2 separate regions of the Mus musculus genome follow, and region 1 is linked to region 2. A link is a loop called in an ENCODE intact Hi-C map of the cell type or tissue named here. Cell type or tissue: heart. All regions are shown on one strand. Each heading gives the region's core, and the rest is flanking DNA. Links, peaks and the distances in the headings are about the cores only.

The links. Peaks named below come from ENCODE experiments on the same cell type or tissue, not always from the same donor. Only the 100,000 strongest peaks of a DNase experiment are listed, where the experiment ranks them.
Region 1: it touches region 2 in a loop (3-fold over the local background); 2 of 42 quality-filtered maps call a loop at or near these places.

The regions. Positions count from the first base shown.
Region 1 is chr4:138,102,904-138,118,800 of GRCm38, forward strand. It overlaps Eif4g3 (eukaryotic translation initiation factor 4 gamma, 3), which reads left to right. Exons shown (of 35, transcript NM_172703.3): 9 at 412-509; 10 at 2,411-2,533. Among named protein-coding and RNA genes, the nearest start is that of 1700095J12Rik, 28 kb to the right of the region's middle. In heart, for the core only: a CTCF peak has its summit at 9,111; a DNase peak (open chromatin) is centred at 9,108.
Region 2 is chr4:138,420,130-138,436,026 of GRCm38, forward strand. Mul1 (mitochondrial ubiquitin ligase activator of NFKB 1) reads left to right here and starts at 14,543. Exons shown (of 4, transcript NM_026689.3): 1 at 14,543-14,750. The coding sequence starts at 14,631. It also overlaps the pseudogene Rpl38-ps1. In heart, for the core only: a CTCF peak has its summit at 6,767 (motif pointing left); DNase peaks (open chromatin) are centred at 6,451, 6,772, 7,082 and 7,422; H3K27me3 peaks cover 1,015 bases.

The DNA of each region.
Region 1 (15,897 bases), core at 7,618-10,117, 320 kb before region 2:
CCCAGATTGTGTTTGAAAAAGATAATACGGGTGTCACTCTGCAGGAATTGGCACTGAGATATTTTCATATTAAATTCTATGGATGTTTGGAGATAGTCCATATTTTAAGGATAATTTCTTGACCAATTCAGTAGTTTGTAAGGAGTTTATGAAAAGATATAATTAAAACTACTGCCCAGGTGTGTGGTGGCTCGTGGCAATACTCCATCCAGCAGGAGGCAGAGGCAGGGGGATCTGGCTTGCAGGTCAGCTCGGGCCACAGAGTTGAGACCCTGTTTCAGAAAGAAGAGGAGTCCCTAGTAGTTTGCTTTCGTTTCCCCCAAGAGCTTGTTCAGGGACATGGCCCTGTTGTCAGGCTGGTAGTGTTTGACAAAATAACTGAATGCTTCTCATTTTGTTCTGATCCCTTAGGAACGCCTTTTTACCCAAGTCAGCCAGTGTATCAGTCAGCACCTATCATAGTGCCTACGCAGCAGCAGCCCCCTCCAGCCAAGAGAGAGAAAAAAACTGTAAGAGATCTTCATTGATTCGTCGTAAATTGGAGCATATAATCATTTCTAAAATAAGCATATCCAATCATTATTCACCTCAGTTACAACAGTGACTGCCATTTCTTCCTCTCCTTTCTATCTCTGCCTTTCACCTCAGCCTAGAGGGTTTACACAGGCACTCGGCTAGGACATGCATATCCACGCCCTTAGTGTCACCTCTTTCCAGCCATTCGTGCTGCATGGGTAAGCGCACCTCTGGCTCCTTCTGTGGGAGGAACTCTGGCTTATTTCTCAGATCCTGTCTCTCTGATACTACAGCGCTGAGCAACATTTAGGACCCGACACGAGGGAACGGTAGCACCAAATTAGAAGAAGCCAAAATCCTAAAGAGTCACAAGGCGGGAAGACTTGGAAGAGAGAAACACAAAGCAAAATTTAATAGTTAAGAGGACATTTCCCTCTGTCTAGTAAGCCACACCCAAGAGCCTAAGAGCGCAGTGACACAGAACTGGAATTGTGAAATGTTTTGTAGAAGATGGCTCCCAGTGTCTTCCCCAGCAGAACATAGATTGTGATGATGACGGTCAGCAACAGCCCCAGATCCACACGGGTGATGGACCTGGGAGTGTGCTTGTCCCATGTGCTCTGACCTGAGACCAAGTCACCAACTCAGATTTGCTGCTTTGGTTAGAAACAAGTGATTTAGGAACATGTCTCAGTAAACAGAACACTCCAATTTAGCATGACACAGCTGGCAAGAAATGGAGCTTTAAAGTGTTCACTTGGTATGGGAAAGTTGTCTGAATGGTGTCCTGTAAGGCAGGAGGAAATGGTGCTAATGTATAGATAACATATAGGTGATGGTGGTGGTGGTGGTAGTGGTGATGGTCAGCAGTGAGCCAAGAGGAAGCTGGCTGTGGCACACACTTGGTATCTGAGCTTGGGGAGGCTGAGCCAGGAGGATTAACACAAGTTCCAGAGATGCCTGGGCTACACAGTGAGTTCAGGGCCAGCCTGGGCTAAACAGAAAGGCAGTTTGGAAACCAGACAAATGGGCTGGTAATGAAGAGCTGCTTCCCTGTAGCCTTGCAGATAGATAGCCTGATGTTTTTTGATAGTGAATTCTCTGAAGTTCTCAAGAAAGCAGTTAGCTTCTTAAGCTATGCAAGCAATGGACATAAGAAGGGGACTTCTTACCCATGGCCCAGCTCAGAGTTCCTTAGCCCTGGGATTCCATCCTCATTATAGCACCTTTGACATTGTAAGCATGAGGAACCACTGACAGTTGAAACAGGAACACATGCACTGAGCTGTGTGCCACTGTCTAACTTAGCAGAGAGCTTGGCAGTCCTTCTGTGGCAGTACATTTAGATCTGCATCATCCTTCCTCCTGGTCCTTTGATTAATTTACCTGTAAAGATGTAGGATAGCATTGAACTGTTCTGTGCTCATTTGGCCTGTGTGATGTGTCTGTGCCTTTACTTATACAAAGCAACAGGACAGCCACTGTCCTTACAGCTGCGTACTGCAGCCAGATAGAGTCCCACTGCGATACAAATGCGCATCTTTATTTTCTGCACTTCACCATTAGGGCATTAAAAACTTAACTCAGGCACTTTGTTATTCTTAGGCTATGTGTGGCTCTCGTTGCTATTAAGAACTCTGAGTAAAATCAATGTATTTGGCAATCTTACACGCACATAGATGGTTTCCTTCTTTGACCTAGAAATCAAACCTGCTCAGCCCTACTTTCTCTGCCATTACAGTCATTGTCACAGCTTGGTGCCTGCAGTTTTTGGAATGATCACATATGGTTCTGTGATTAAAGTAGAAGTTAACAAATTTAATATTATCTGTGTGTATACAAATCTGGTACACAGACACCACATTTACTCTTACCATTTTATTTAATATTGTAGATAAGAATTCGAGATCCAAATCAGGGAGGTAAAGACATAACAGAGGAGATTATGTCTGGAGGTGGCAGCAGAAATCCCACTCCACCTATAGGAAGACCCGCATCCACTCCCACTCCTCCTCAGGTAAGTAGAGTGAGCATGACCATGGCGGTGGGCGCTGGGCACTCACTCATTGACCTCCTCGCTCTCTTCCGTAGCCACTCTGTCCTTTCCTCTCTGTCAGCTGTCCAGAGCCTGAGTATCTCAGGAAGCTTCGACAGACACGGTTCTCTTCCCGAGTTGCTTTCAGGTCCTACTGGCGATGTTTTCTGTGGGTTGGCTTCGCATTCAGAGCACAGATGCTGCCACACTTGCTATTGAGCTGTTCCATGCTATCCAAAGGTGCTTCGTGCCTTGGAAGCCACCCTATTGAGTGAGTAGTTATGAGTCCGCTGTGGAGCCTTAGGATGAAGTGCCGTGGAAGAGGGTGGTGTCACAGTGAGGATGTACGCGTTGTGGCCGGGATGCTTGAGAAGATTGTCCCCGTTAGAGTCTCGTTCAGGACCTACACAGCTGTGCTTCCAAGGCTGCTCTGTGAGTTTAGTCAGGCCTGACTGGTAAAGTATGTGGCTTTGGTCTTAGAAGAAATCGAAGAGTCCCAAGAAGAGCTAGGCTTGAGCAAACTGTGACTTGTGGCATTGAAATTGGTTGCCCAAGTTTGAAGCTTCTTACCTTGTTACTGGGTGACTTCCCAACGTAATCAGTCACCTGTCACCGAGAGCCCAGCAGACAGAAGCACCTGTTTAAGGGGATTGTTTGTTTGTTCTCATGGCTGGAAGGTGAGAGCCCCCAGAGCCGATTTACAAATGAGCATTAGACCAGAGGTAAGGCATGGCAGAGTAGCCAACCGCTGACTTGATTACCGCCACAGAGCCTCAAAGAAGTGCTCTGAGATATTGAGGTCACCAAGAGTAAGCGAGTTCAGTTCAGAGCCCTCGTAAACCTGTGACCTGTTGGCTTGAGTGGGCTGTGTTCCCCTTGGGAGTGATGGTCCTCTCTGTCGCAGTCCCCATTACAGAGAAGAGTATGTGGCCACCTCGGTTAGAGGGTTTCAAGGTTGTTACAGAACTTATTTTTGAAATTGTCTTCTTTAAACATTTTAAGTCTGAATGATTAAGAGTGTGGTTTTGTCTCCAGAATTGATCATGCAATGGGATAGTAGATCGGAAATGACCTACATACATGGTTTATTGACAGCCAGGTATAATTCTAGACATAGTGGCCTCTCGGACGGCCTGGCGGGTGCTGGAGTAGAACTTGCAGTTGGTTGGTGAGGACATGCACACTTTGCACCCTTTAGTCTCTTTGCAAACATCAGTTAAGATAGGGTGTAGTTGACAACTTGAAATTCCCACCTTGAAAATCTGTACCTTTCTGTATTTTAATTCTCTATATGGTGTGTCTGGTTAGGTTTTTTTGTTGTTTTTTTTAAGGATTTATTTTTGATCATGTATATATGTATACATGTATGTGTTTTTATGTGAATGTCTAACATGTGTGTGGATGTCCTTAGAGGCCAGAAGGTGTGTCCCTCTGGAGTTGGAGTTACTCTAGGCTGTTGTCAGCTGCCTGGTGTGGGTGCTGGGAACCTGACTCCATCCTCTGCAAGAACAGTGAGTGCCTTTACTAGTGGAGCTCTCTTGCACCCAGCCCATTCCTGTCTTCGGATCTTGCAAGTGTGACCCTGTGCCTTCCCAGCTCTTCTTCAGTCCTTACCCCCTTCCCTGGGACCACAGGCGCAAGCACAAGTCTTGGTGTCTGTATGGTGGGTGACAACTCAGATAGAGACAGTGATTGCTGTGGAGAGCCTCCAGTCTTGTCTCTTTTGTGTTCTTACATTTGAATCCACCCGTACAAATCTTGGCTCTGTGTATGCGTGGAGTCTGTGGGATGGATCGTAGCTGTTTAATTGATGAGTGTACTTTTCCTCTTAAAGTCAACAGCAGAAGCATTACAGCTTCTGGCTTCATTTCTGGGAGGTCATGGAAGCTGTGCCCATAGACGGCTGAACTTGGTGAAGGGAGATTATATCGTGTCAAAAAATACTGAGTCTGTTCTTTTCCTAAAGGCTGCAGGCTCTGAACATTGGCGCTGAGTTCTCTTTCTAGAAAGCCCTCGGCACAGGGCCTGTAATAGACATTTGAAGTTAGGACACGATCCTGGATCCACCTGTTGTTGTTGTTGTTGTTGTTGTTGTTGTTGTTGTTGTTGTTGTTGTTGTTGGAGACAGGATCTCACACTATAGCTCTGGCTGTCTTTTGTTCTCTAGACCAGGTTGGCCTGAACTCACAGAAAGTGTCTGCCTCTTTGCCTCCTGGGATCTGGTATTAAAGGTGTGGGCTCCCCCAACCCCGCCTGCCAGTCCATCTTGAATGGCTTTCTAGTTTAAGAGCTACTATGAGGACAGCCTTCTCTGTTGGTGTGTTGGGCCAAGCATGTTTTTGTTCTCATGGTGTACCTGCTTTTGTTTCCAGTTAGCAAGAAGTCTGGGTCTTTTTCTGCGCTGTCCAGAATAAAACTGTAGGTGGGTAAGCTGGTTCTGACAGGCTGTTTCCTTGGGTGTTTGAGAGTAGATGGTGCCCTCTAGTGGTAGCAGTCTTTATGTAGGCCTTGAAGTTGGGATTGCTCTGCCCTTAGCAGCAGCAATGTTACAGCTCTGGGCTATAAAGACCTAACCATTCTATCCTTCTCCCTGTACCCAGACTCCACAGTCTCTATCCAGTGGCCTTCAGCAGTGTTTATCCTTCAGGCTCAGCCTCTGCCCTCCCCTGCCATCTTTCTTTTACTTTCTTCTGCCCTGGCTGTTCTTAAACCATCCAGTTTCTTTTTCGTTTGCTGCCAAGCAGCCACTGGCTGCCTTGCCTCTTCTGCTGAGCTCTGCCAACTGATCACCTGCTGTTGACATGCCTACTGACTCTGCCACTGAAGACACTTTGATGTCTATTTTTTTTCTTGTGAGCTCAGCCCATACAGCGGAAAGTAGGCAAGGTACAACTTGTCAAGCCTTTTATTGGACCTAATGTCACAACAACAGGAAGGGTGACACTTGACAGCATCTCTCTGCAGAGTCAGTACTTGAGCCTCAACAGTGTGCGTTTGTATCCAGATGAGAGGTATTTGAGACAATCACAACTCACCTTGCGTGCAAACAAAGGCTGATGTCTATTCCAATCACAGGCTTTCTTCCTTGGGCTTTCTGCTAGGTCAGCAAGTGAGGTGCTCCCCTTGTGTCCCAGATGGTAAGGGCTACAGGGTCACCTGGAGTCCATCATGGTCTGTGCTAGCACAAACTGACAACTGGAGCAGACCTGGTTGGCTGTATGTTCAAGAGCTGGGGCAGACTTTTGTAATTGTGTAGTTTTTTTTCAGGCATCCCTGGAATGTTCCAAATGGCCATTGCTGGCATGCAGCGTGTCTACTGGCTACTGAACTACAGCCCTTCAGTTTAAGGTAGCCAGGATAGCAGTGGCACCCCCACAGCTAGGGGGCATAGGGAATTCCTAGGAAATCTACTTATCCTACCCTTGGTGTCTCTGCCTAATTACCAGGAGTGCTCCCAACGAGAGAGCTCTAACTGCTTATTCCCAAGGGTGACTTTAACTTGTTTTCATGTTCTTTTCTGAAATAAGGGCCCTGGCCCAGACTGATGGCAGTTCTTCTGCCCAGCCTCCTAAGGTTAGAATGGCAGACATGTAGCACTATACTTACAACAAATTGTAGCAGTGCTTTAACCCTGCTTAGCATCTGACCAGACTTCATAGCAGGTGGGATCCCATTACTTAACTCCTTTGAAGTCCCACACAGTTGCTTGTGCGTCCATAGCAAAGCTGACTGCTGGCATCCAGGCTGCCCTTGGTTTATGTTCAGGGTTGTACAGCATAGACTACACAGAGTGGCAGATCATAGAGACCGGGTACTAGTGGGTTAGGTGAGGTTGTATTAGAGAGTCCTGGGAGTTCAAGAATGGGATACAGACAGACCTTACAGAAAGATACCTTACAGAAAAATGTAATGTAGGAATATAACACACACAAGTTAGTAAACAGTTGAGTGCTGTACTTTGCCCCTGCTGTGGTTTCTAAGGCTCTCTTTTAAGGCTGACAGCACATTTTAGCTTGGCTTCAGTCTGCAGGTCTGTGCACAGGTCAGCTGAGTGAGGAGGTTAACCCACAATAACTGAATCAAGACAGCATTGCTCATAAATCGTGTGGGACTCAGGGGTCAGCAGGTCACAGGAAGCATGAAGGCATCAAAGAGATCAACCAGTGGGGCTGAGAGGGGAAGAAAGACCGGGTGAAAAGACTGGACCATGCCTTCTGTAAGGCCTGTGCCTATTCTCTGTCAGGCTCCCCACGGACTTCAGTAGTAAGGAAAGATGACTCTGGTGAAGGAGGCAGGTCTTCTTTTGTCTCAGTGTGTTGTCATAGTCATGGATGTGTTGGCTTTTCTGCCAGTGGGATTCATAAACAGCCACACATGGAACTTAACTGAGCTAAGCTGAAGGAGTCTGCATGGAACTCATGGCAGGCCTGAGTCACTGAAAGTCACCAGAGATGGCCGCTGAGGGTCCATTGACAGGAACAATCCTGGGGTCCACATGACGAAAACCTGAAGGCAAAGGGAATTTTTACTGTTGCTGTCTGCTCTAGGCGTCGGTGAAACTACAGGCTGTCTTCCCTAGTAAGTTTTTAGATGATCTCTGTGTGCCTCCTACAGATGTTATGTGTCATACACATAGAAAGTGTGCTTCCTGTGACCATGGCCCCACCAGATGGTCACCGTGCTTGGACGTAGATGTATGCACAGGTCTTAGAGAACGGATGCTTTTCACCTGAGAGACAAAGATTCCACTCTTAGCGCAGCCTAGTCAGTGTAACTACTACAGTGGAGAAGAAGCAATGGTATCCGCGCCCCCCCCCCCCAGTAGCAAGCCCTTCGGCCATTGGTGGTGGTTAGTGACCAAGAGAGGTTTCTATCCTCAGAATTACCTGCTGCGTAGCAGCTGGCCTCTGAAAAGGAACAGAAGAGATTAGATAGATAAAATTTTAAAATGTCCACGTGTAGTCAGTGATGTGTAGACCAGAAGGTGTTGGATCCCCTGGAATGGGAGCTACCATGTGGGTGCTAGGAATTGAACGTGGCTCCTCTATAACAGTGAGAAGTGCTCTTAAGTTCTAAGCCAATTCTCCAGCCCCCAAATAGATTTTACAAACTACTGTTCATTTTATTTCTTTCGCCCTCCTTTCTCACCACTTTTAGGATCAGCCTTCGAGTAAATAATAGCTGAAACTTGGTAAAGGGTCTTGTGGCAAGGAGCACAGGTCAGGGAAAAGTTGGAAACGGAATCATTGGCACATCTTGAATGTAAATCTTCTTCTGTAGTTTGGGGAATTGCCAGAGCCATAGGGGAGTTGTCCCTTACAGAACAGCTCCACACACACACCCCACCTCTGGGAAATGGAATCTGCGACAAGCCATTTCATGCTTTAACAACTAATAGCTTCATGCTGGGTTGGCAGCACAGGTACACTCCTGTGTTATTAGTGTAATTCGATCAGGAAGGAGGCAGGACAAACAAACAAGAAAATCCCGCTTTAACTTTTAAGTAGCGATCTTGTCATCCATGTCCAACCAACTCGTCCAATTTGGCACTGACGAGTTGGTTGCTCTCTTCTGAGAAGCGTATTTTTGTAGTTTTAAATGGTGATTGTAGTAAAGATGGGAGTTATTAAATTAAGTCACATTGTTCTTGTTAGTATGGTAGTGTTAGTACTAGCCCTTGAATGAAATGTTACTATTCAGTATGACGAGCCTTAAGGACTAAGCTGGCATGCATTCTTTGTGTTTAAATGCAATGTCATGGTGAACAGTGTCTGTTGCATGCTTAACTGTTTGGATTTAGAGTGAATTGTGAACTGGGTGTGGTGGTGCACACCTTTAGTCCTAGCACTTGGGAGACAGAAGCCAGGGGGCAGCCAGGGCTACAACAGAGAAACTCTGCTTCAAGCCCCCCACCCCCTAAAATAGCTGTTAGAATGGATTATACCCAAGAGATAACAAAACTAGATAAGATCTAGTTTTGGCAAAATATCTTCAGATACAATTTAGATTCCCCATTTGTCTTAAATCAGTCAGGAAATCTCACTGCCTTAAGACCAATTCTGAGTTTTCTTGCACTTCTGGGTAGAAGCCAATGAAGCCAGTGTTTAGGTTGTTTAGCCAGTGTGCTTTAGGTTGGTTATAGAAACCATCATTCTCATTAGATTTTGTTTTCCTAGTTTTGTAGACTACAGTTAATCAAACTCTGAGTGAGTTAGTCTTTGCTTTTAGAGCGTAAGGCTTCACTTTACATGTGTTATGAAATACACTGAGCAGGAGTAAGGGACTCCTGGCGGGCCTCCACCAGGGGATCCCTCTCAAATTTGCCAGGCCTAATATTAAAGGTTTATTGTGGGAAGGGAGAGGAGCAGGGACCTGGAAAGGGGGCAGAAGAAGATGGGGAGAGGTGAGAGGGACAGTTAAGGGCAGGAAGAGAGAAACAGGCTGACCAGGAACACTTGGGGGGAGGGGGAGACAGAGACAGAAACTGAGATGGAGGGAGGAGGAGGGAGACTTGGGTAGCAAGCAGTTCTCTCGAGTGCTGCTGCCCTTGTCTCTCACCAGTGGCAGCACGGGTAGTACTGGGAGATCGAGGTGACAGCAGCTGTTGCTAGCTAGCTGTTGGATGGAGCCTAGTAAATTGCACGCCCTCTGGACACTGGAATCAGCTGTGGTGGTGGCATGCGCACAGTTCCTGTTCCCTACCACCTGTTTTAAGAATGCCAGGCAGTGAGAGTGGAGACTGTAACCATCCAGAAACTGATGCACATTGTTATGAGGAATTAGCATCTGTCCTTCATGTTAGCATTCGATCTGTCCTTCATGTTAGGTCTAGAAAGTTAGAATAACTTCCTTGAACAAAGTAGCACATGCCTGTATCTCAGAGCTTGCAGGAGCAGGGGGAACAGAAGTTGTGGTCATTTTCAGCTAACTATTGAGTTCAAGGCAGCCTAGGATACATGAGACCTGTCTTTACAAAAAAGTGCAAATGAAAATTAACCTAGCTTTATGTCTGTACAAGTACAGGTAATCAATCTCTGGAAGTGACAGGAAAGAGAAGGTTAGGAGGTTAGGCCCCAGGTCTGAGGTCTTTTCAGACCCTTCTCGCTGAATGTATATGCATGTATACATTTGCATGTATGCATTCGCATATGTTCTGTGCCTTTGGGTTTATGTAAACCATTTGCCACAGCATCTTCTTAACTCACAGAAATCAGATTCATGCTTTGCCACAGGTATAATTCCCAAGGGACAGTTATAGTCTACATTAGGACTGCCTGCATTCCGTTGTTTGTATGTTAAACAGTTTAATTGACAGGCCATCAAATTGTTTCAAATTGTTTCCTATTTGTGTCTAAGTGAAGCATTTGGAGTGATGTTTCTGCCTGTTTAGGGTTACAGAGTTTCCCTTGGACTATATTGGATTCTCTCTATCTCAGCAGTATCAGAGCATTCCCCTTGTTTATAATTTTTTTATCTGACAGATTAGAAAAAAATAATCAAAAGAAAAAAATAACCATGCTTAGTTCTTATAGATTTCTGAAGTGAAGAGTTTTTATTGTCTTGTAATTTCTGTGTGCATATACATTATTTGTCTTTACATATTTGTATTGGGATACTATTTGAGTTTTTTGCAAGAGCCCTTTATATGTTAAAGGAATTCCTTGACATATATCGTTTACTTTGGTTTTTGCTGCTGTGACAAAATACTGTAGGCTGGGTAATTTATAAACCATAGAAGGTTGTTTGGTGATTCTAGAACACAGTGCTCCGGGCTCAGGCCTTCCTTTATCATTCCAATTCGAAGGTGAATGGGAAGGAAGAGGTAGCAAGAGGGAGGAAGGTGGGCAGGTGGGCAGGCAGCCCTGAGGGAGAGTGGGCATTCATTAACAGACCTACTGATTGTTTGATGGGTTTTTGTTGTTTGTTTGGTTTTGGTAGAAGACAGGATCTATTTTGCCTTGTCTGGCCTAGAATTCACTTTTATAAACTAGGCTGGCCCCAAACTAACAGATGTTGAAACTAAGGGTGATTGACACCACATTGGGCTCTAAGACCATTCTTACTGTCTTGAATCTATCAGGAGCTCTCGGGAGTCCAGCAGTCAGGCCCTTCCCTGGCTTTGCAGCTGTGTTGGCCATTACACTTCTAGCAGGAAACCTCACACATGAATTTCTTATTTTGTGTTTGTTTTGTTAATGGCAGAGTCTATAACTCACTATTTACACTAGGCTGCCTCTATGCCTCTCAGTCTAACTTCTCCTCAGTGATTTGTGGGGGCTTGGCTTTAATACAGCCCTTTCCTGATCCAAGACAGCACAGGCAGTTCATGTGTCTCTGCCCTGTGCTTCTGCTAAGAAGTCCTTTCCTTCATTGTCTCTCTATGGCTTTTGCTGCGCCCAGGTTAGGAAGTGATGGGTTGTACTGTTCCATATAGTGTCAACAAAACTTTGTCCTTAGTTTCCATAAAATTAGTTATGTTCCAGCATCTCAAAGTTAAAGGTGGAACTCATGGGCCTTTTCTCCCTCCCTCACACATCCCAGACACCTAGTCTTCCTGTCTTCTCTCACCCTCCTGCCTCCACAGAGCTTCCTAGTGTATCACAGACCTGTATTAGGTAAAATTCACTCATGGCCCTCGCCACTTCCTGCACACTGACTGCATTAATCTTACAAACTGTATCCTTCTATTTTCTCTTCCCTCTGGTTGAATCCTCCACAAGCAGTCAGAATTAATCTTTACTTTTAAAATTCTAAACATTCATATATTATTTTGTATGTGGGAGTGGTTTTCCTGCATGTGTGTATTTCTGTGTTATGCCTGATTTCTGCCTCTGTGTTATGCCTGATTTCTGCCTGTGGAGGCCAGGAGAAGACATCAGATCACCCGGGACTGAAGTTACAGCCTCTTCAGGAGCACCCAGGCTTTAACAGCGGAGCTCATTTCTAAAGCAGAGCTCTGATTTTGTTACATTGCTATACAGGCCGATCATTCACTTCACAGTCTTCTGCTCAGAGACCCTGAGTGAACTTGCTTTCTGCAGTCCACTCGCCAAGGGGCTCCCATTCACATCCCCCCCTCCTCAGCGCAGTTCACTGTACTCCCCAGATGCAGCCTCTCGGACAATAAGACCCCAATTGTACTGCCTTTAAACACATTTTAGCCCTCCAGTGTCACATTTACAGCCAGGTGGAGCCAGTACATTGTCTTTGTGCTCCTTGTCTTGGTATTTATTTCCTTTGACTGGATGTCAGGTCCATTCCATTCTGGAGAATTTGTCTAAATTCCAGTAGATTCTCAGTGTTTTGTTCATAGTTCACACAGATAAAGAACTGTCTGCGAGTCTGTCTGTCCATCGGAAGTATGTTTTCTTTCTTCCTCATTGCGTCTTTAAAATTAAATTATTTTGCTATTTGTCTTGGGTGTTTCTCAGTGAAGGCCATACTTGTTTATATTCTCTGGACCTATGCATATTAAATATAGGAGACATTTTATATGAGGATTCCTTATGTTATTTGCACATAACTGTTGGAAGTCTTTGCCTTCTTCTCACATAGGGTGGGCACGAGCTGTTAGTATTTGTATTTCAAGTTTTGTTGCCCTGTCTTCTCTGATACTGTGAGTCTGCTCTAGCATATAGGATCCATGGCCCCACCACCCACACAGTTCTCACAAATGAATGTATTGGGTTTTTTTCTAGATTTCCCCTACTCCAGCTATTTCAAAATCTTCCAACATCATAGACTAGTCAAGACCTGGTTGGTGCGCCCTGAGCTCCTCTTGCTAAAACCCTCTGCTGGGACACTGTTGAGTAGTCACCCTTTCTGGACAGAAGCAGTGGCTGGATTGTGCAGAGGAGCATGAAGAACAGTTCTAAAATCCTGCTGCTTTGCCCACCGCCCAGTCCGGAGCTCAGGCCGTCCTCGAACTCTGCGGTCTCAGAAGTGCAGGGGCAGCTGCGCTCAGCCATGCTGGCCACCTCCTCTGTCTAGCAAGGAGACCCTCTGGTGCTTTGTGGCTGTTGTCTGTCTGCTACATTGTGAGACAAGCTAACCGCGCAGGCTGTGCTTGAATCTATGGCAGGCTTCCGGTCTCAGCCTCTCTTGAGTACTGGGACCTGGGCCGAGCCGCCATCCCTGGGTTAAGGTGTTTAAGGAGGAGTGAGTCCCTCTTGTATTTGGGGAGAATCTGTCCTTGGCTCCCAAGTCCTCAGTAAGCGTGACCCTCAGTGTGACCCTCCTAACCAGAATTAGAAAGCAGTTCCCTGTGTTCTTGGAAGCTCTTCACACCCTGATTTAGATTCCCCTTTCACTGTGTTTGAGTCTGAGGGTCTCTATGTTCCCTCCTAGCAGTGAGGACCTGCATCTTATCAAGGTTTTACAGGATGGAACTTGGCATTGGCACACATTGTAAACTGTTGAAGCATTGAGGGGAGATTGCTGACTTAGTCCTAGTCTATTGTGATTATCTGGCATCTTTATGGTTTTGTATTGTCGTTTGCAGCACTCTTTGGGGACAGTTTTTTCATTCCTACCTACTGAGGTAAGGAGTGTGGGATTCTGTGAGTGTGTCAATGTATTTATTTCTGCTGGAAGTCATTTTCTTTGTGTGTCTCCAGATGTTCCTATTAGAGACTGCATTTAATGTACTTTGTGATTTTTATGACACATTAAGTGAACCAATTCATGGTATTCATGGTTTGGGAACACAGGGTACGCACGCCCCTGTTCGGCTCATGGTGGTTGAATTGAGATTATGCCAGATTAAGACTAATAAAGAACAAGATTAAAGTATTTCTATGTTAGTATTGTCATTTTCTTCATATTATGTGATATGAAGTGTTCAAGGTGACAGTAGTACAGACCCTTTAGTTCTTGCTTACCCAGCTGAGCCAGGGGCAGCATTTCCTCACAGTTTACACAGTAGGTGGCAGGGCCTTAATTTCCTGCTCACTCATGACACACTCAGCTGTGTGCACTGTATACGTGTGTTCATGCCAGTGTGCATGTGTGCAGCTAAGTGTGAATTTGTACGTTTGTGCAAGTGGCCATCATGTGAGGGTGTGTGGAGGTCTGAAGACATTGTTGCGTGTTTTCTCATGATCAGCATTCATCTTTATTTTTGTTTTCTTTTTAGTAAATTTTTTCATATATTTTAATCATACTCTTTCCCATTTCTTACCCTCACCTCCCTATCCACTAACTTCATTCATGCTTAAGTTTGCATGTGCTCTCTCTGTCTGTGTCTGTCTCTCTCTCTCTCTCTCACGCACACACACACACACACACACACACACACACACACACACTCACTCATTCAACAGTAAGACAAAAAAAAAATTGAAACATAAAGCTCCGTATTTGTTTTCAGACCTGGGACAAGGGGCTGAGGTGCAGATTTTACACATCAATGCAGACCTGGCCTCCAGTTCTCCCAGCATCCCTCAGTTTCTACCTGGCATACCCTGCATGCAATCCTGAATTTACCAGGGCAGAGGTTGGGCTGCCCTTTCCCCAGAGGTTCCTCCCTATATAATCCTGACATCATTATTATTATTATTTTATGATTATTTGTTTATCTTGTTTATTGTAGCTGTCTTCAGACACAGCAGAAGAGGGCAACAGATCCCATTACAGATGGTTGTGAGCCACCATGTGGTTGCTGGGAATTGAACTCAGAACCTCTGGAAGAGCAGCCAGTGCTCTTGACCACGGAGCCACCTCTCCAGCACCCTCCCCCTTAATTTTTTTCATTTAAAGATTTAAATATGAAAGAGCATTGTAACTGTCTTCAGATACCCCAGAAGAGGGCATCAGATCTCATTGTGATCCACCATGTGTTGCTGGGATTTGAACTTAGGACCTCTGGTAGAACAGTCAGTGCTCTTAACCTCTGCGCCATCTCTCTAGCTCTTATCACTACATTTGGTTTCTCTTCTCTTTGTGGGTGACCTCTTTCTCCTCCTACCCCGTCCTGTACCCCCCCCAATCCCTCCAAGGCCACCCCCCCCCAGCCTCTATCCTTGGGGCCAGTGAACTTGCCCAAGAGCACCTTCCCAATAAACCTGCCTTTAATCTAATCTGATTTAATTTGGCTGTTTTCACTGGCAGTGGAGAACTTACCCATCACCCTGCCCCCTCCTCCCACCAAAAATGGGGTTCATATGTGTCTACTCCTGAGCAACTTCCACATAGATGCTGAGCTCTGTGGGAAGGGGTTTGATGAAGACATCCCATTTAGGGTTGAGTGTCTGGAGTCTCTCACTCTCTGCTCTTTGTCCAGCTATGGGACTTTGTTTCCCCCCCTGTCTACTGCAAGAGGAAGCGCCTCTGAAGAGGGCTGAGCCAAGCACTGGTCTGTGGCCATAGCTCTTTGTTCTTAGGAGTCCTTCTGTTGCTTTGTTCAAGAACCGTAGCAGCACATGCTCCCTCAGGGCCTATGTATGGGCATCTAGGTTCAAGTTCTTGGTGACTTTAGCAATTTTAGGTATGGCTCTGTCTCATAGAATGGACCTTAAATCCAATAAGAAAGTGATTGATTATTCAAATTATCATACTATCTACCTTTTTCTTTGAAACATGGTTTCAGTAAACCTGAAGTTGATGGATTAGGTAAGGCTGGCCAGCCAGTGATCTACCACCAGTGTGTACTCTGTCCCCACACTGAGAGCATGGCAATGCCCTCTGGTGCTTTTCCACGGGCTTTAGGGTCCTGATGTGTAGATAGGATAGCTTCCTGCACCTCCCCCCTTTCTGTAATCTCTCACTGAACCAGTCAGCTAGGCTGGCTGACCAAGGACTAATGTGACCTACCTATCTGTTGCCTCCCTCACCTGACCATGGAGTTACATGTGATGCTACCACATCTGGCTTTTCCACAAGTGCTCAGGTCTTTACATTTGTGTAACTCACAGCTTTACTAAGTGACACATTTCTCTAACCTCCCTTTCTGAGGACTCTGCTTTCTAGGGCTGTTAATTCTTAATGTCTGTAGGGCTAGTGATTGGACTGCTCCCCTGCAATGCTGGAGACCCGCACCAGGTTTCCTGCCACAGCCAGGCTGAGACTTGTAGACTGTTTGAGGGCATGTCTTCAAAGCTAGCTGGGCACTACAGAAAGAGCTTGTAGCAAACAAGTGAATAGTAGTTATTTCTTTCATATGGTTTTAAGGCATTTTAGATGGACTTTTGGTATTTAGAGATTCATGGGTCTGTCTGAGTAGCTGCTTACCACCCTAAGCCGTTTATGTGATACTTGTCAACCCAGGTATTAAGAAGAAGGGTCCTCACCTGACCTTCTGAGAAGCTGCAGTCCGTGGTATTTTCTTTAATAAACAAAGCATACAAAGT
Region 2 (15,897 bases), core at 5,680-8,179:
GGTCTCGATGCACTCACATCACCAGGGATAACCACTCGTTATCATCATTTGGATCTACAGCTTGCATGGTCATTGGTGCTCTGGAGACAGCTAAACAAGGACAGGGTGGGGAGAGCCAGCGTGGGTGCTGGTAGCCGAGGCCGGGTCCCTTTGGGAGCAATAACCAAGGCGACATGGCTCAGGGAAGAGGCTTCGTATTCTTGATTCTATCCTTAGGATTGGCAGGGTGTGTGAAATTCAGTAAGGAATCAAGAATAGCCCTCCCTCCCTCCCTTCTTCCCTCCCTCCCTCCCTCCCTCCCTCCCTTCTTCCCTTCATCCTCTGACACCCTCTGGTGGGGTCTCACTATATTAGCCTGGAACTTGCTTTGTAAATTAGGCTGGCTTCAGACTTACAGAGATCTTCCTGCTGCTGCCTCCCGAGGACTGGGATTAAAGGTGTGTATGATCATATCTGCTTTGCCCCTTTCTCCCTGTCTGTCTGTCTGTCTGTCTCTGTCTCTCTGTCTCTCTCTCTGTCTCTGTCTCTCTCTCTCAACTGGGATCTCATATATTAGGCTAGATCAGCTGGTCATTGAGCTCCAGGGACCTCCCTGTCTCCTCCCTCCCCAAAATGGGGGTTATAGGTGTGCTTTCTATGTGTCCGAATGACCCCTGGTCTTCATGTGGAATTTTACTGACCAAGCAACCTCCCCAGCCCCAAGAACCTCATTTAAAAACTTGTTTACCATCATTTATTTATGTTATGCGTTTGTGCATGCGGACTCTTGGTCATGGTACTAATGTGGGAGTCAGAGGACAGCTTTCTACTGTGTGGTTCCTGGGGACCAAACTCAGGTTATGAGGCTAAGTGAGGGCCAAGTGGAACCTCGCCACCAGACAGAAACTGGCAAGGTCGAGCATTAAGATTAAGAAATCCTGACAGTTCTCATAATTGAGAAGGGTAGGTGTTTGAATTTGTCCTGACCTGGTTCTTGTCCTGGAGCACGTAGCCAGGACACCCCATGTGAAGACTCTGACAACTGGTCACATAGCATAGAGCCCCAAGTTCTCCATGTTAATGAGGTATCTAGATAAGCTGGCTCTGAGGGTTCAGCCAATAGACTCCCCTTCCCCAACATTCCCTCCTGCAAAAGGTGTTTAATCTCTGGTCCACCCTGAGTCTCTATGTACCTTTTTCATCATGAATAAACAGTTTGGATAAGCAAGGGCTGTCTCTCTCATCAAGAACCGCCGTGGGGGGAGGCGCTAGCGCTGCAGCCCCAGTCTCCTGCAGAAGGTTCCTCATTTCCTCAGCGCTCAGGACAATCACCCTGAGCTAAATGCCCCACCGGCTATTCCCGCATGCCTCCCGTCTGGATGCCTGGAAGGCTAAACCTCAGCATGAGCCTGTGCTGTGTCTCACCTGGGCTGGAGCCTCCATCTTAGGCTGTATTCCACCATCCTCAAGTGGGTCTTCACGTTCTTCTGCCTCTTTCTCCTCTATCCTTGATCTGCCAGCCAGAGGCGGCCATCTTCCTGGTTGGTGGGGTGGTGTCCGATGTTTCTTGCAGGAACCCAGATAGGCTTAGGCTGGTCCTGTGGGAAAACACAAGTGAAATCCCTCCTGCTTGTAAGGAGAGGATCTGTTCCCTTCCAAATTCCTTCTAAAGAAACACGCCATCGTACTAGGATGGGGGGTTAATTTTGGTGTGCGCCAATGCAGGGAGATAGGAGGGTGTTTGGAGTTTTTGTAGATGTTAAATATGTTTAGGGTAGTTAGAGCTATCATTAATTGTACATTAGGGGGTAGGTGGTTGTCTTTTGTTTTAGAAGTTGGGCTTTCAGGGTTTGATGTGTGTTTCTACCATTCCTTGGCCCCGAGAGTTGTGGGGGATTCCCACAGCTTAGCAGCAAGCACCTTTGCCAGCTGAACCATTTCACTGGCTCAAGGCTAATAGCCATTATATATGTGATGCTTCAGTAGGTAAAAGGTGTGACTTGGATGTTTCAGACTAATTATTAGTCAGACCCTTCCCTCTGCCCCTGGACCACAGTGCAAACCGTTAGCCTGAATGGTGCAATCAGAATATTGCCCTACACTGAGGTCAGCCCTGATACTGCCTTTCCCACTTACACTCAGCCTGGGTTTCCCTGTTGATCCTAATTTGCTTCTCATTATTGGGCTAAAATGCTGGCCAAAAGCAACCTGGGGAGGAGAGGGTTTATTTCAGCTTGTAGGTTGTGTCCAGTACCGAGGGAAATCAGGACAGGAGTTCAAGGCAGGGTCCAGAAGGCAGGAACTGAAGTAGAAGCCATAGAGGAATGCTGCATATTATGCATACTGGCTGCTTTGTTTCCTTGTTTGTTCTGCTTTTTTTTTTTTTTTTTTTTTTTTGAGACAGGGTTTCTCTGTGTAGCCCTGCTGTCCTGGAAGTCACTCTGTAGACCAGGCTGGTCCCAAACTCACAGAGGTCCACCTGCCTCTTCCTCCCAAGTGCTGGCATTAAAGGCGTGCGACATCACTATCTGGCACGCAGCTGAGGCTTACATGCCCTGGAGTGGCTACACCACTGCAGTGAGCTGGATCCTCTACATCAATTATTAATTAGCAAAGTGCATCATGGGTATGACCTCAGTCCGATCTGATGGAGCAGTCTCCCAGCTGAGGTCCCCTCTTTACACATAAAGCAAGCTGATAACCAAGATTCGCCATCATAACTAGTTATTTCATTTTAATTATGTACACATGTGTGAACACGTGTGCACATTAGTACAGCCCTCAAGCTGGAGTTTAAGGCCTGATATAAGTGCTGGGAGCAGGATTCAGGTCTTTTAAAAGAGCAGTAAGCTCTTTAACCTCTGAGCCGTCTGTCTCCATTTACCTTTACCGAGTTGGGTCAAGTATAACAGTGGGATGAGAGTCTTAGGGAGCCGACTTAAGGAGGTGTTTATGTGAATGGGGCAGTGGGCGGCTGCTTAGACTTTCATCCTTGGCTTTTCACTGGTCTCCCCTTAGCCTTGACCTTGAGTTTCCATGACTTTGTACAGAATGGATTCTTGGCTAACATAAACTCTCTCTCTATTTGTAATCTCAGGCTGAAAACATCCTCTAAGCTCATCTATTGGCCAAGAGCCTAAATCGTCTGAGCATTTGTTAATCCTGAGAGTAAAGACCACTGTGGTGGTTTGAATACGCTTGGCCCAAGGAGTGGCACTATTAGGAGGTGTGCCTTGCTAGAGGAAGTGTGTCACTGTGGGGGTGGGCTTTAAGACCCTTGTCCTGGCTGCATGGAAGCCATTCTTCTCTTAGCTGTCTTTGGAACTAGAGGCAGAACTCTCAGCTCCTCCAGCACCACATCTGCCTATACAGTCTTGCTTCCTGCCTTGATGATAATGGACTGAACCTCTGAACCTGTAAGCCAGCCCCAATTAAATGTTGTCCTTTAAGAAGAGTTGCCTTGGTCATGGTGTCTGTTCACAGCAGTAAAACCCTAACTAAGACACCCACCAGTGCAACATGTTAAATTAAGCAAGCTTTGTTTTTTTGTCACACAGGGCTATCTCTCTAAAGCAGGACTTGAGAGAATACCATTGCATATAGGAAAAAGTAGGGTTTATATGGTTCAAAAACAGCAAGAGTAGGGGGTTCCCAAAGATTTTTGGTTATATAGGAACTTGCAGAACATCTCATCAGGGCAGAGGTTAGGGTATAGTGTTGGGGTAAGATTTTTGTACACAGTGTGATGGTGTGCCTCTGTTCTTCCGCACCTGCCTAAGGCATTCTCTGATTGGCTTTCATAAAGAGCTGACAGTCTATAGCTACACAGGAAGTTGAAGGCAGGACGTCTGGGCATAGATAGGGACTCTGGGAGAGAAGTCTCCAGCCAGATGTGGAGGAGTCAGGCATACCAGGATGGAATGAGAGGTAAGAGGCCTCGTGATGAGTGTGAATTACAATAAATGTGTTAAATAAGTTACAGGAGCTAGTTGGGAAATCGCCTAAGCTAAGGCCTAAACTTTCATAAATAAATATAAGTCTCTGTGTCATTATTTGGGACCTGGCGGGTCAGAGACAGTGGTATAGAACATGCCAAATTCTAGAAAATGGGTCAAGACATAGTCAGACAGGAATGAATTCATTTTGACCTTGTTTTTCTTTTATGAACATTGGTGTTTTGCTTACGCTTGTGTCTGTGTAAGGCTGTTGGATTCCTGGAACTGGAGCTACAGACAGTTGTGAGCTGACATGTGGGTGCTGGGAATTGAACTCAGGTCCTCTGGAAGAACATCCAGTGCTTTTAACTGCCGAGCCATCTCTCCAGCTCATTAATTTGACCTTGTACTCAGATAGCTTCTCACCTTAAGATGGAGTCAGGCTTGTCCATCAAGGTTTCAGTTGAATAGACAGTTGTGTCCTGTCTGCAAGTTTGTTTTGTCTGAGCTTAGATATGTAGTGGAGAAGGTGGGACTTTCCCCTTCCTCTAGCTGGGAGACGTGGGGCTCATAATATTGAAATGGCTATCCATCTTAAGGAAGCCACGGAAGGAGGCAGCTACCTCCATTTTCATTTGACAGATAAGAGACTGAGGCTTTGATACCACAGGCACAGGCAGGGTGGATCTCACCTGCGGTGACACCTGAGGAAGACACCCAGAGGCCTCAGGTGTCACTAAGATGAGAAAGTAAGTGGTGGAGAGATGGAAGAGAAAGAAAAACCAAAGGATGTGTGCACAATGAAGAAAAGTAGAACTGGAGATTTGACAGTAGTGAGGAACTGATGTGAGAAGCCTGGAATGCCACCTGAGGCTGTGGTGAGATCCAGGCCTGGGGCTGCCATTAAAGGCCATGTGTGGGTCCATGGCCTTGCAGCAGTGAGGGCCTGTCTTGATGTCGTCCGTGGCCCATGTTACTATCAAAGCCTATGCAGACATCTCTGGTCTGCACTGCTGCCTACGGCCTTGCTGACATCTGAGGGCTCTGCAGGTTGGCACCTGGGCAGCATGGGAAAGCTGGCTCCGAGGGCATAAGAGCAGGCGAGTTGGCCTTGCACTGTACCAGCGGTTGCATTTGGGAAAGCAGGCCCTGCACCTCGCCTGGGCAAATATCAGAGAGGAGTCCCAGTGAGGAGCCAGTAGCAGAAGCCAAAGGCCTCAAACTAGACCAATGATTCACTGCAATGAACATTTGCAAAAAAAGCTGTTTGGGCAAAAGGGTGTACTGTGTGACACATGGTGACACACGGCAGCTCCCAAAGTGAGTTATTTTTGTAGCTGTTGTTTTGTTTTGTTTGTGTTCTTTTGAGGCCAGGTTGCAAGGGCAGAGGGCAAATATGGAGGGATGGGGAGGTGAGTGGGGTTGGGGTGCAGGATGTGAAATTCACAAAGAATCAATAAAAACTTAGAGAGAGACAGACAGACAGACAGACAGACAGACTGACTGACTGACTGACTGAGGCTTAGCTGAGTATAGTGTAGCAGCCCCGTGATCCTAGAGCTTGGAAGATGAGGTGAGAGGACAAGAAATTCAAGGTCATCCTGACCTGAAGTGTGAGTTCAAAACCCATCTAGGGCTACAAGAGATCTTCTTTCACTAACCAGCCAAACTAAAGAAAGCCACGCTTTCCCTGTTTCTCTTCGGTTCTCGTCGCTGTGCGGACGCCAGAGCCGAGCCCGCGTCGCCATGCCTTGTAAAATTGAGGAGATCAAGGACTTTCTGCTGACAGCCCGGCGGAAGGATGCCAAGTCTGTCAAGATCAAGAAAAACAAGGATAATGTGAAGTTCAAGGTTCGCTGCAGCAGGTACCTTTACACCCTGGTTATCACAGACAAGGAAAAGGCAGAGAAGTTGAAGCAGTCCCTACCCCCGGGTTTGGCAGTGAAGGATCTGAAATGAACCAGCCCTCTGCGTGTGACTATTAAAAACCCTGAAAAGTCAAAAAAAAAAAAAAAAAAAAAAAAAAAAGAAAGCCACACCACCACCACTGCCACCACCGCCACCGCCACCTGTTAGGTTCAGGTAGATGACAGGCCTGGCCAGAGATGGCATGGCTGACCTAGCTCTCAGGCACCTGACTCCCACGCCTGACTTGAGTGAGCCACCCTTCCTTACCAACAGGTTGTAGATGTCTTCCTGTTGGCTACATGGCTCCTGTGGTTCCCGGGCGAGGGTAGGGGTAAAGGTCTTTTAAAGATACTGCCACAGAGCCTGCTGGTGAGCAGTGAGCTTGAGCCTTTCCTGGGCTCTCGAGGGACCATAATTCAGTCAGTGCCTTCCTGAAATTTCCCTTGTCCGGGCTGAGGTTGTGGCCCAGTTGATAGAGTGCTCACCATCTTGCAATAGGCTGGCGTTTGATTCCCCAGCATTATGGAAACCGGGAAGCGGCCCTGATGATGCACATCTCTGATCCCAGCACTTGAGAAGGGGAGGCAGGAGTCGCAGGAGACTGAAGTCATGTTCGGTGAAGTCATCATGGCACATCCTTGGCTTCGTAGTGATGAGGTTGAAGCAAGCTTAGGACACATGGGACCCTGCCTCAAACCGAACCGAACCAAACCGAACCAAACCGAACCGAACCAAACCAAACCAAACCAAACCAAACCAAACCAAACCAAACCAAACCAAACCAAACCAAACCAAACCAAACCAACCAACCTACCACGCAACCAACCAATACAAAACCAAAGTCTTTTTTTCCTTTCCTTCCTCACTTCCCTAGAGCCTGTCTCCCTCATGGGCACCAATCTTCTGTATCCCATGCTCCTGGTGCCCCCACGTGGCTGAAACTATCAACTGCAACAACCATTGGCCATTCCCCGTGACGTAAAATGACTGAAAGGCTTTTAGAGGGTGAGTTTATGCAAACAAATCATTTGCATTTTCCCTAGTGACGGACTGACCCGAGCCTCGATTTGAATCCAGGAATTTTGTCTTCGACACCAGCTCTCCAGATGGGCTGTGGTGATAAACATTTGAATACAAGCGATATGGTTCACAGATGGAAATGACTCAGTTGCCGGGTTGTTTCGGAGGCCAACGATATTAACTGAGTGGGATGTAGCTCAGTTGGCAGAGTGTCTGCCTCACAGGTGTGAAACCCTGGGTTAGCTCCCCGGCACCGCATAAACTGGACACAGTCCCTCACACCATGAGGTAGAGGCAAGGGGAATCGGGGGCTCAGGGCGATTCTCCACTGCACAGTAATTTCCGAGTGAATCTAGAACACATGAGACTCTGTCTCAGAAAGATACATAACACTACATTCTACTGAAGCATGTACGGTGGATAAGCCCTAAGTGATGTCTCCTGGCTGAGCCTTGGTGCCTGTATTTGTGAGCTGGGGATTAACATAGCCCTCGTTGCTTTGCTGGGGTGATGATGATAGCACGCACTGCTTCATGGGAAACCATGCCAGATCCAGCTGCCAAAGCTAACCACACCCTAAACTTGCACAACCTTTGAGAAAACATAGAGGAAATGTGTGTGAGTTGCCTATTGGTTTTGAGACAAGGTCTTACTATGTAGCCCTGGCTGGTCAGGAACTCCCGGTGTTAACTGGGCTGACCTCAACTCACCGGACGTCCACCTGCCTCTGCCTCTCCAGTGCTAGGATTAAAGACACACATCACCACATCCAGCTTGCTTCAGTGTGAGATGGTCTTGCTTTGTAATCCAGGACTGACCTCCCATCTCCCAAGCCTTGTCCTTACCTCCCTACTCTGGGACTCCAGAGTCTGTTTTCATGCCTGGCCATTTTTGTGATTTTAATGTAGACAAAAGTGTGTGTGTGTGTACTCTGTGTGTGTTTGTTGCATGTGAATGTATATGTGTTGTGTGTGTGTGTTGCATGTGTTAGCACTTTGTCTAGGCTCCACCCCACAGTTACCTGGCAACAGCCAGGTGTACCTGACTCACTACAAAAGGGGCTGCCTGTCCCTTTCCTCTCTTGCTCTTGCCTTTTTGCTCTTGCTCTGTCCTCTGGTCCCTTCCAATCTCCTCATTGCCCACCCCCATGTGCTCATGGCCAGCATCTACTCCTCCTCCCTCTCCCTCTCCCTCTCCCTCTCCCTCTCCCTCTCCCTCTCCCTCTCCCTCTCCCTCTCCCTCTCTCCCTTTCTCTGTCTCTCCTACCCTCTCAACTCCCCTTCCCTTGCCCTGAATAAACTCTATTCTACACTATACCATGGTGTGGCTGGTCCCTCAGGGGGAAGGGATGCCTCAGCAGGGGCCCAAAGAGGCGTCCCTCCCCCCACATGACTACACCTCCACCAGACATATTCCTTCTTTCTTTATTTTTATACAACACAACAGTATGTGTGTGTGTTGCATGTAATGTGAAAGTGTAAGAGTGTGTGTGCACTATATGTATGTGGTGTGTGTGTATGGTATGTCTGTATGTGGTGTGTGTTGCATGTATGTGTGTTTGTGTGTGTGCTATACATGTGCTGTATGTGTGTGGTATGTCTGTGTATGTGTGTAGTGTATATGTGGTGTGTGTGTGTATGTGGTGTATGTGTGTGGTATGTGTGTGTTGCATATAGTGTAAGAGAGTGTGTGCTGTATGTGTGTGTATGTGTGTAGTGTAGTATATGTGGTGTATGTGTGTGTGTGTGTGTGTGTGTGTGTGTGTGTGTGTGTGTGTGTGTGTGTGCGGTGTATGTGTGTATGTATGGTATATGCAGGTGACTGTGTGAGCATACACACCTGTGAGCTTCCACATGGAGGCCAAAGCAGGACACTGAGTGCCTTCTACTCCCTGCCTTACTGCTTTGAGACAAGGCCTCTCACTCTCCCCAGAAGTTTACTAGCCAGAGAGATCCCAGGGTTCCCCACTCTTCACCTGGCTTTTTATGTAGCTGCTGGGGATTTGAACTCAGGTCCTTGTGTTTGCAGAGCAAACACCTTTGTCTCCCAGACCACTCCTTTAACCCACAGGCAATGATTTTGTAGATGAGCCAATAAAAGCAGGACCCCTAAAGGGAAACCGGTTCTGCTGGACTTTATAAATCCTCGCAACTTCTGTTCTCCAAAGGAGAAGTCAAGCTGGAGACAGGAGGAAATGTCAGCAAGTCAAATATGTGATCTCATCAAGGGCTGCTATCAAGAATATATGAAGAACTCTTGGTAACCAGAAACCAGGGTTGGGGGTATGGCTCAGTGGTAGGGTGCTTGCTTAGCATGCACAAGGCCCTGGGTTCAATTCCCAGCACCACAAACAAATCAAAAGTAACAACAACGACGACGATACAGACAAAAGAAGCCAGGAATGGTGACATGAGCCTATAGCTCCAGTTACTCAGTGGGCAGGAAGATCACTAGAGGAGGAGTTGGTGGGTAGTGTGGGTAACATCCACCATACAAAACAAACAAGACAAACATAAGGGAAAGATTTCAACGGATGCTTCACCTGGTGGTAATTAGTGTTTAAGAAGGATGCTGATGTGGGCTCTAGGTGTTCCTCCGTGGATGTCTCTTCTTTTAGGAAGCCCCAAAGCCTGAGTCCTGTGAGCTCTATGGCAGTGCTGTCATTGGTAGGCCGTGTACCAACTCTGCAGCTTGTAAGTAGTGACTGCTTCCTTTCGGGGCTTGCACTGCAATGACCCTGCCCTGGAATCTTCTCGCTGTTTGCTTTGCTTTCACTTAATTGTTCCTCCACACATTTCCATCAAAGCTGAGCTCTGATCCCATGGTTAACTGACCCTAGCTGCCCATAGCATGTTAGTTTACTGCTCCTTTAAGCTTTTGTTCTTTTTTATTCTTTAGGAAAGAAATCTATGTGGGAGCTGGAGCCATGGCTCATCTCTTAAGAGCACTTACTGCTCATGTTAGGTCCACCACTATGTGGAACTCCAGTTCCAGGGTACCCGATGCCCTCTTCTGGCCTCCACAGGCATTGCACACAAATGGTGTAGCTAACATACAGGGATCCATAAAAAATAAATCCGTTTCATAGCACATTCCATTTTATGAACTCTGAGTTTTTTTTAATTGATTGTTAAAAGAAAAATGTCACTCTTGTGCCCTCTGAACCCCCTCTCTGTACTGGGAGAGAATACTGGGAGGGATACGTGCTCATTAAAACTATGCTTTGGACATGGTGGTGTGAGGTGGCTCAGTGGGTGAAGCTCCTGATATCTAAGCCTGCTGGTCTGAGTTCTATCCCAGAACCCACTAGGAGGAGAGAACTGACTCCCATGACCTCCACACATGCACCAGGGCATGCCGATGCCCCTCTTATACTACTATTGCTACTACTAATAATAAATTAATAATTTTTGTTTGTTTTCAGAGCAGGGTTTCTCTTCATAACAACCTTGGCTCTCCTGGACCTGCTGGCCTTGATCTCACAGAGAGCTGCCTGCCTCTGCCTCCCAAGTGCTGGGATTAAAGGTGTGTACCACCACACCCCACAAATTAGTAATTTTTTATTTTTTATTAAAATAAAAATATTTTAATTAAAATATTTTAAAAAATATTATCAGGCTTGGGGCACAACTCAGTTGGAGGTGCTTGCCTAGCACATACAAGGTTTGAACCCAATACCACGAAAAATATGCTGAGTATATCAGACAATTTTTGATAATTATGTCAGCTGTCTTCCCAAGTGGAGGGATATTGATCTCATCATTCTTCTTTTTTTGTTTATTTGTTTTTGTGTGTTTTTTGTTTGTTTGTTTGTTTGTTTGTTTGAGACAGGGTTTCTCTGTGTAGTAGCCCTGGCTGTCCTGGAACTCACTTTGTAGACCAGGCTGGCCTCGAACTCAGAAATCCGCCTGCCTCTGCCTCCCAAGTGCTGGGATTAAAGGCATGTGCCACCACCGCCTGGCTATCATTTTTCTTTTCTAAATAAATAATTTATTTTTATTTTTTATGTTCATTGATGTTTTGCCTGCAAGTATGTCTGTGTGAGAGTGTCAGAAATTCTGGAATTGGAGTTAGAGACGGTTGATGGGTGCTGGGAATTGAACCCCTGTCCTCTAGAAGAGCAGCCAGTGCTCTTAACCGCTCAGCCATCTCTTCAGTCCCTTGTTACCTTTTCTATTTCCTGTTCCCTTTGGTACTAACCTGGCCATGTCCCTGCAGGTGCTAACTTGCCAGCTCTGAATCTACTTGATTCCTAGACCCCAGTGAATGCCTTCAGGGCATTTACCCAGTGACCAGAAGGCCACTTTTGCTTCTCTGAGGAGAACTGTGAACTTGGGTCTTAGGCAATGTTCTGTCAGTCTGTGATGTTGTCCTAGGTCACCTCCTCTAACTCATTCCTGCTTTAGGAGCCCAACGCAGGGTCTCCAAGTCAGAGATCATTCTTCACTGTGACTCAGTGAGGACAGCCATCCCCAGCTGAAAATGGTTCCCCGGGGACATCTGGCACAGCGGAAATTGTCCAACTCTCATGCCTAACGAGACCCACATGGTGTAAACTTCAGCCTGTCTGATATTCTCAGCAGCACTCACGAAGGAATTCAGCCTTTGGCAGAGGAAAAGAAAGAAAGAGGCAGGGTTATTTTCAACCAGCATGTCCCTTTTGAGAGCGATGGGCTTTTTAACACGCTCCCAAGAAAGCCCTACAAGGGCCTGAAGGGTAAAGAAAGGATGCTTGGCTCAGTACCCGAGGACCCCAACCAATCAGCAGTGGAGACGCTGCCTAGATTTCAGTCTTGGGACCACGCTTTTGTTCTTTCCCTTGCAGTGATCCAAGGATAAAGGATTTTCGATTACTAAACAGGTTGGATCATGTCCTTCCTCAACTCAAAAGGTTTTGGATCGTAACCTCCCAAAAGATCATGAAGCTGAGGCCAACATTCTCCAGGAACCAGTTTCCTTCTATGGAAGAAAAAAAAGAAAAACCCTAAATATGATCAGCCTTTTGTGAATCATTCTAGAGACCCAAAAACATTCTCTTCTAAGCTAGGAGTGACACAGGGTTGTAATTCTTGCACTTGAAAAGCCCTTCAAGCAAGAAGATTAGGAGTTCAAAAGTCATCACTGGCTACTTATTGAGGTGAAGGCTGGTCTGTACTATCTGAGCTTCTGACTCAAAAACAAAAGGAACATAAAAGCAGTATTCTTCTCCATTCTTTTAAAAGTAAATAGGGTTGTTGGGCATGGAGGAGTGTATCTTTAACCCCATTACTCTGCAGGCAGAGGTAGAGAATCTCTGAGTTTGAGGACAGTGAGTCCTAAGCTAGTGAGCACTACACAGTGAGATCTTGTCTCAACAACAGCAAAGGAAACCAAAAATAGAATCCTATTCAGACACATTTGCAGTCTGCCTTCTCATTTTTCAACTCATAGATATCAGGGATCTGGGGACAGAGACACAGCTCCCCACTGTCACCCACAGCAGAGTTTCCCTAGACTTTTAGGGACTTCAACTCAGATCAAATGGATTCCTGGCTTCAACGAAAAAAAAAAAAGTGTTCCAGGGCCAGTCAGTATAATGAGACAGAGTTGGAGATTTTTATTATAGATATCTTGAGGGTTAGAGGAAGCATTGAGAAGACACACCCAAGTGTGGGAATAGGTTCCCCAGGGGAACATGGCAATTGACTGGCTTACCATTAGCTAGACCCATTAGGTGGCTCTCATGCTACATCTCAAGCAGTTGCTAAGAAGCCCCTCCCTGTCATTTGATATGTGAGATTGCAGTTGCCTTGGATAGAATTCCGATTTAGAACCCTAGGGTTGCAGAAGGGAGCTGGTACATTGCAGGTTTTCCGCAAATGAGGTTTCTGGTGAAATTCCTAGAAAATCGCAGGTTTACTGCTGGGAAGGGAGGAAGGCCTTGGGCAATTATTAATTTTGCTGGAATTATATTTTACATTTATTTATTTGTTGTGCACATGTTGGCAATATACACGCCATAGCCTGTGAGCGGAGATCAGAGGACCGTGTTTGACAGTCGGTTCTCCTTCCATCCCGTGGGTCCCAGGGACTGAACTCAGGTTGGACAGCAAGCGCAGAGCTTTACCGGCTAGCTGTCTTAGCACCCTTATGCTGGAATTCTTCTCTGGCAAGAGCCTTTGACCAAATTGCTGAGAAACGTGCTTCTTTTTCCTGTCCCAACGTTTTTCCTGCCTCAACAAACGTTTCAAATTTTATTCAACCAACTGACTATTGGAATTAGATCATTTTTATTCTTTTGTTATTTAAAAAGCACTCCAATGAATATCATTAGGTCTATTTTGAGGAATTTAAAGGATAACCTATAGGACACTGCAAGGAGAACCCAGGCTTTGCAGGCAGATGTGCTGGCTAAGACTTGCGGCGACTCTGATGTCTGAGAGGAGTTGGACGAGTTCTCCAAAGGTCACCTGGGTTGAAGCCCATTATCATTTTTAGTTAAAGGTCTGAGTGTATTTATATTCTCCCCACCACTTGTTTTTTTGAGACAAGGCTTCTCTGTGTAGTCCCAACTGTACTAGAACTCGTTCTGTAGACCAGGCTGGCCTTGAACTCAGAGGTCTGCCTTCCTCTGCTTCCTGAGTGCTGGACTGTGTGTATTTCTTAACCGAAGCCTCAGTTTCCTCTCCTGAAACTCTACTGTGGCAGTGGTTGAATGCATCAAATGCTGGTCTGGAGTGACTGGGACGGAGCTAAGTGGAAGAACACTTGAAACCCTGGGTTTGGTCCCTAGATAGTGGAGTGAAACACAGGCCAGGCCTAAGAAATACGAACTACAGTACAAGGCATATAATAGTCACTCAATAAAAATATTTGCTGTTATTATTAAATAAGCAGTATGCTGTTTTGGGGGTGGCGTGGCAGTAGATTAAGAGCTATTTTCGCGATTCAACTGGTGTAGAATCAATTCAACTGGTGTAGTGGTTGAGGGCTTTGAAGCTGGACTAATTTTTCTCCAGCTCTCCTTTGCAGTATGGCTCCGACCATGTTCTCCATCCCCTCTGGCCCCAGTTTCTTTTTTCTTCTTCTTTCTTCTCTTCTTCTTCTTCCTCTTCCTCCTTCTTCTTCTTTTTTGGTTTTTCGAGACAGGGTTTCTCTGTATTGTCCTGGAACTTACTTTGTAGACCAGGCTGGCCTCGAACTCAGAAATCCGCCTGCCTCTGCCTCCCAAGTGCTGGGATTAAAGGTGTGCGTCACCACGCCGGGCTAGTTTCTTCATCTTTAAAAGCCAGGTTTCAAGGTTCTCCGATAGCTTAAAGCCTAACACTTCTTGGTGCTGAACACGCGTTTTACTCAGCTCCCCATCTGACGGCGGCGACATCAAATAATCCAGCAAGGGCTGGAGAAACAGACCAGTGAGTAAAGGTGCTTTGCCACCATGGCTAAGAACTTGAGTTCCATCCCAAGGACCCATAAAGTAGGAGAAACCGGGACGCTCAGATCGAGTCCTGCCCTCTATAGGTGCACCAAGGCACGCTCTCATAGGATAAATTAGATGTCATTTAACAATAACGGAGCAAGAACGTCTAGAAACCCGGAGGGAGAGCTCCCACGTGACCACAGCCAGCCCCACCGGTTTCCCAGGAGGCCGCAGTAACGTCGCAACCACCTAGGCAACGTCTTTGCTCCACCCCCGTCCTCCACTTCCGGTTTTTACGTCATCGACGGGCGACGGGTTCCGGGAAGGGCTGCGCGGCTGCGTAGGGGTCGCAGGTGATTTCGAGGCGGCTGGTGCGGCTTGGGGTCGCCATGGAGAGCGGTTCGCGACCGTCGCTCGGCCAGGTCATCCTGCTGGGCACCAGTTCGATGGTCACCGCCGTACTGTACTCCATATACCGGCAGAAGGCCCAGGTCGCGCAGGAACTCAAGGTCAGTGCGGGGGGTGGGGTGGGCAGCCCGGTCTCACTGGCAGCTCGCGCCGGGGCGCACCGGGGAGCCACAGGGCCCCAGACGACGCGCAGCCAGAGGGGATCCCGGGCACCTGCTGCAGCGAGGCTGCCCCCCCCCAGTGACCCTCAGTGTCACTGGACGTTATTGCAGTGCTGTAAAACTGTTTCTCGAAAACCTGCTGGGCACCAGGTAGTGAGAAAAACAGGCCATTGTCCTGGTGCACAGTGCATTCTAGGTCAACCACACGCCTACACGTAATTGGATCGTGTGATAGGGCGAGAATCGGGTTGGAGTAGGGCAGAGAAAAGCGGAAAGATAGGGAAACGGAGAGTTCCGTTCCTTTTGCTATAGTAAAATATCTGACAGAAAGCAGCTTAGGAGAGGGAGAAGGGTTATTTCGTTTGTAGTTTCAGGTTACCATTCATCATCGCGGGGAAGTCCAGGCCAGGAACTTGAGTCAGCTGCAAATCACGTCTGAGTCGAGAGAAACAACTATTAAACAGTCCAGAGCCCAGACCTAGAGAATGGTGTCAGTCACAACACAACAGCGAGTTTCCCCCCTTCAGTTAGAGCTATCAGGACAGTGTCTAAACAGCTATGCCTACACAGGCTGACTCAATATAGACAGTTCCTTGTTGAGACACTCTTTCCAAGTGATTCTAGATTATGGCCATTGACAGGGGGGCGTCGCCATTTTAAACAAGGTGATACTTGGGTCGGAGATGGAGGATGTGAAGATATGTAAGGCAGGGGTGATTCCAACGTGAAGAACAGCAAACTTAGAGGCTCATTTGGAGAACAGAGAACTTAAAGGCTCATCTATTTAACCGCTCCGCTCCAGGTTTCTACAGTCATTTCTTTGTATATTATAGTTACTTTAAAACTACATTCTCATTTGAGGGTTGCACTTAACAGCTCAGACGGCACATTTCCGTCTCTGTTTTATTTTTGTCTCCAGTCCCAGGTGATCTTTTGGCCTCTATTGGGTACCAGGCATGTATGTGATACACAGACATGCATGCAGGCAAAACCACCCATATAATAAAAAGTAATAAGGTAAAGATGTGAAAGGCCCTTGCTTTTGTGTTAGGACCCAGAGATAAAGCTGGGGTGGAGCGGAGCCCCC